Linked DNA regions of Mus musculus: region 2 is linked to region 1. The links are chromatin loops, found by intact Hi-C in ENCODE. Cell type or tissue: left cerebral cortex. All regions are shown on one strand.

The links. Hi-C counts contacts between places; a loop is a spot of excess contacts. Peaks named below come from ENCODE experiments on the same cell type or tissue, not always from the same donor. Only the 100,000 strongest peaks of a DNase experiment are listed, where the experiment ranks them.
Region 2: it touches region 1 in a loop (26-fold over the local background); 4 of 42 quality-filtered maps call a loop at or near these places.

Annotation. Positions count from the first base shown.
Region 1 is chr5:63,497,677-63,500,176 of GRCm38, forward strand. No RefSeq gene overlaps it. Among named protein-coding and RNA genes, the nearest start is that of Gm30837, 130 kb to the right of the region's middle. In left cerebral cortex, no CTCF peak of the experiment used is centred here; a DNase peak (open chromatin) is centred at 1,499; H3K27ac peaks cover 1,966 bases.
Region 2 is chr5:63,097,129-63,099,628 of GRCm38, forward strand. No RefSeq gene overlaps it. Among named protein-coding and RNA genes, the nearest start is that of Dthd1, 290 kb to the left of the region's middle. In left cerebral cortex, no CTCF peak of the experiment used is centred here; a DNase peak (open chromatin) is centred at 1,208; H3K27ac peaks cover 2,007 bases.

The sequences.
Region 1 (2,500 bases):
CACTAGGTCAGAGCCCCCATGGCCCCAAATACCTCTCAAAGACCTCACAACTTTTCATTGTTAAAGTAGAAATTATAGATGTACCACATTTAAATCAGCCTAGCAGCTTTTGGTCTTCTTCCTGGTGAGCTTGCATGGTCTCTCACTCTCCTGCTTAATCCCTGCTTCCTATTTTTTTCTTTCTTTCTCCATGGCTGCATCCCAGTATATGCCCTCATAGGCATTAGTTTCCATCTTTTTACACTTTCTAAATGGCTTATGGCACATTAACTCTTGCATTGGCACATTATCATCAATGAATTCCACTACAGCAAACATTTGTGAGTCACAATTGGGAAGCCTGAACCATCCAAACAGCTGTGTGTTTAGGAAGACACCTGTGATGGCTTGGGTGGGAACTCTTTATCCAAGACTTGAGTTTTAAGACCTGGTCCCCAGCTGATGGTGTTATTTTAGGAGATTCTGGAAACTTTAGGAGGAAAGGCTGTATGAAATATATAAGTAGGCATGTGTTAATACTATATCTTGCGTGTCTTCTCTCCGCTTGTCTATCTGCTTCCTGTCCACCAAAGCTGAGTTGCTTCTGTCTCATTCTTTGTCATTTATTTATATGTTAGATTGTATATGTGATTGTATTGAGAAACAGTCTCAGTCTGGAGCCCAAATTGATCTGGAATTTACTAGTCAGCCCAGGCTGGCCACTGACTGTCACATGTTCTCGTGACCATGTTGTCTTTTCTACATGCCTAAAGCCCAGACTCCAAAACCTGGGAACTATGGACTTGAATTTCTGCCCCTCTGAGTTAAACAAAGCCCCTACTCCTTAGGTTGTCTCTCTTGGGGTTTTGTCCACAGCGATAGAAACATCTGACTAATGTATCAAGAGAGACCAAAGCCCTCTTCATAGTTTTTCATGCTGTTGGTCCTCCCTGTAACAAATGCCAGTTACCATTTTATTATCCATAGAGGAACAGAACAAGCTATTCTATGCTGTGAAGTAAATAAAATTATTTTAGGTATTGTGCTGAGTGACTTACACATATAATTTCATTTTGTTCATAACATTTCCATTGGGAATACACTGTTATTAAGTCCCTTTTCCAGATGAAAAAAACTGAAGAATGATGAATTTAAAGATATCTCTCGAGGTGACATACCTCCTAAGTATTTAAAAAGTTGTTTGAATTGGGTTAAATCCATCCTTAAACACAACTCTGTTCTGTTTCTTCCTGAGCTGCAGGCAAGAAATTCCAAGATTCATTCCAACAACTAAGTCAGTTCCCTATCTTAGGAGCTGAAGATAGTGAAGGCAAACACTTGAGTCCTACCATAACAAGAAATGAAGCAGAAGTATTCCTAACCAGATGGTAGTCACATCACCCCTCCATGGGGAATTGTAATCTGTGAGGTGCAGTGGGCAGGGCATGGGCCTTGGTGTCAGACATACTTGGGTTTCAGTCTTCCTACTTCCATTTAGAATCTGGGCAATTTAACTTAAGCAAGTTCTTTAAATTCCCTGTGCATCTCTCCCCATGTTCCCATCTGTGCCTTGGAGATTATAATAGCTACATCAACGAGCTGTTATGAGAATTGCAGGGTGTAAAGTATCCAAGTGTCTGGAAGATAGTGAGTAGGCACTCAAATGTTCAGTATTTCCATTTGCCTCCCTTGTTGGAAAGAGAAGAGCAGACTATCTAAATATCCCTGCATGGTTCCTTCAACAGAGAACAGAAACCTGAACAAAAGCACACACAGACTCCTATTTTTTTTTTTTTTTAGGAAAATGAAACATAAACCTCTAACGTTGCTAAAAGCAAAGGTTAAAACAGCAAAGAAAGTAGTATATGGAGGAAGCACACTAGAGTAGGCTTCAAGAATCGGGGAACAGGAGTTCTAATGCAGAGTCCACCACAAATGACTGTGATGCTTTTCTCTCTGACCTGCAGCATTCCATCTGAAAAGGGGCAGGTTGAATCTGATGGTAGCTTTGTCCCATCCACATGGAATTTTGAATTCTCATGGTACCTTGTTCTATCTGAGCAGAAATAGGACTAGACAGTCAAATTGATCTACAAACTAAGAATAGATCCAAGATTCTCAGTGAAGCCAACGAAGGGATGAAATAAATGTTTTTTTCTGAGCAAAGTTCTGTTCGATGGTGGCCAGGGCAAGAGCTCTTAAGTGGGGCAGCCAGGCATTCTAATGTACTCTTTACTGCTTATTCAATGTGTCGTTCACACAGGACACCATGGTCTCCTTAAAATGTTCCCTGATCAATAAAATGAAAATAACTTTTTCCCATCGAGTTTGTATTAGCTTTCTTTCTATCACTGTCATAAAACACTATAACTGAGGAAATTTATAAAAGAAAATCCATAATTGGGCTTACAGTTTGGAGGATTAGAATCAAGGATGGCAGAGCAACAGTGTTGGCAACAGAACAGCTGAGAGCTCACGTCTCACAAGCAGGAGGCAGAAGGGCGAGAGCCTGAACTTGCTT
Region 2 (2,500 bases), 400 kb before region 1:
TCCCAAAAGCATCCTCCTGAAAAGGCAGACATTTGATCTGAATATGGAAAACAGAATTTTGACGTTTGAGTGAGAGTCACCTATCTTTTATTTACATTATTCGAGAAGAATGAAGAGAAAGTCCAATTTGAAGAAAATTGTGGCAGCTGGTTTCTTTACTTGGATTTTTTAAAAATTCCTTTGTAGTTACATGCACAGATAATTTCCCTTAATGAATCATAGGTACTCAAATACAGATAAAAATTATCTACCTGCAGGATAAAAATTCCTTGATTCCCTGAGCATCAATGTTGAAAATTTCAGTCTATCTATTGTGCTAATAACACTCTGCTTTGTGATAACAGTTACTTCAGGGGGAAAAGTTGGTGTCATAGTGATGAAGAAGAAAAGGGCTTGGGGGAAGCTCAACATTTCTTTGCAGAAAATGTCTTAGTAAATAACACAAAATACCAAAGTGCAATAGAGTCTCTGACTTTTGATAGGGTTCCTGATGCATTTAAAGTTCAAGTGCAAAGAGGGAACTAAGAAGTTTTTCTAGACTCTGAGTTCTCAAATGTCAATGATTTTGCACCCTGCCTCACAGCATGGAGGCAAAAGCATCTCTTCTGTGTCTGTAGACATTTTGATTACACAAAAAGGATAGCTGGCTTCTATACGTAGAATGCAGAGTAATGATAAAAATACTGCACAATCCAGGATGGTCCCTCAGAATGAAGTGTTAGCTAGCCCTTAACAGTGTCCATTTGATAACTTATGTTCTAGACTAATACCTCCACATAAGATATATAAATCTAAGCTCCAGCCAGCCAGGGCACATCCATGTCTCACAACAGGGAAGAAATGAGAAACTCCATCCTTGTCTCAAAGGCACAGTACATTTGTCTCTGATTAACCAAACAATCAAACTGTAGGGATGGTGTGGGTCCTTAAGAAATCCAAGAAGCCACTGTGTCACACAACCAATCACTAATTTTATAGGGATACTAAACCTCATTGTGGAAACTAACAAAGAGATGCCACAAAAAAAATGAGACTCGGGAAAGAGAAGTACTTATGAGCTTTATAAACTACATTTCCCACAAGAAACAGAACACTAGAAGAAGGAGCCTTATCCTGGGATAAAAATAAAACTCATATGAGCCTTGGAGAAGTTGAATCACCCACTCTTTGGCACCTAAAATTTCACTTGGCCTAACAGCATCTGTAGTGTGTTTTTTTTAAATGCTAGTCAGATTTCATTGTTCCCATGCTTAAAACTCACCAGTGGCTTCTCATTGCATCCCCAGAAAAGGCTCTTACTTTTCTCAGTGCCTGGCAAGTACCTACTAGATCTGCCTATTCCAGACTCTTTAACTTGCTTTCCACTCATCTGTCTTTTGTCTCTGTCTCAGGACTTAAACAAATTCTTTCCTCTAAAAGAAATATGAATTCTCTAGGAAATGTCATGCTTTGTTCTTTCTTATCACTCATTTAGACCTTGATAAGTCCACAGTTCAGGAAAAAAAGGGTTAGGCCACCTAGAGTTATCCCTGGGAATGGAGAGATAGCTCAAGAGTTAAGAGTTCTTATTGTTCTCAGAGAACCTGGGCTCATTGTTTTGTAGGTATGTGGCTCCTCTGGGCTTCTTGAATGCTTGCACACATGCGGTGCACAGAAACTCATGTAGGCACAAAAACACACACACAAATTAATAATTATAATAAATATAATCTTTAAAATGACTATATGATTACTTATCACAGCCCTCAATTTCTTTCAGAACACTGAGAAAATGGCTTATTTAGTAATGATTAATCTATTGGGTTTTAGCATTTGCTAGAGTATAATTTCAAGTTGGGCAGGGTGCTTCCTTCTTGTTCAAAAACTCAAAGTATCTAGAGAAGCCTATCATGCTTGGCATAACTCAGAACCACCAAAGCCAACAGTTACCATGAAATGAATGGAAGATCCTTAATACAGGAGAATCAGATATTGGAAATGAGGCAAAGTGGCCTGAAGAAATTCTATTTCTAAAAGTAAAAATAATGAAAAATTAAGGGTTACATTTTCAGGATGCATGTTTAGTCAATTCTGAAATGACAGCTTGACACAAACATTGTGTAGCTGTGAATAACAAAGCATAAAGGGGTTGTAGAAATAAATAGCTTAATTGGTAAAGTGCTTGACTTGCTAGCAAGAGGACCTGAGTTTGATTCTCACAGTAGTGATATCATGCAATTGTAAGGCCCCCACAATAGAGGCAGAGGCAGGTGGACATTGGGGCTTGATCAGCCAACCAGATAATCTATTTTACAAATTTTATGACCATTAGAGACACCATTTAACAAAGTAAAATAAGGATGAATCTTGCAATACACCTGAGGTTGGCATACACATTCATGGCTGCACACATGTACACACACAGACACAACCTGAACACAAATCATACACACAAACATTCACACACACAGAGTCAATGATCCTGCTATATTCAGTGATTTGGTGCTTACATTTCTTGTTA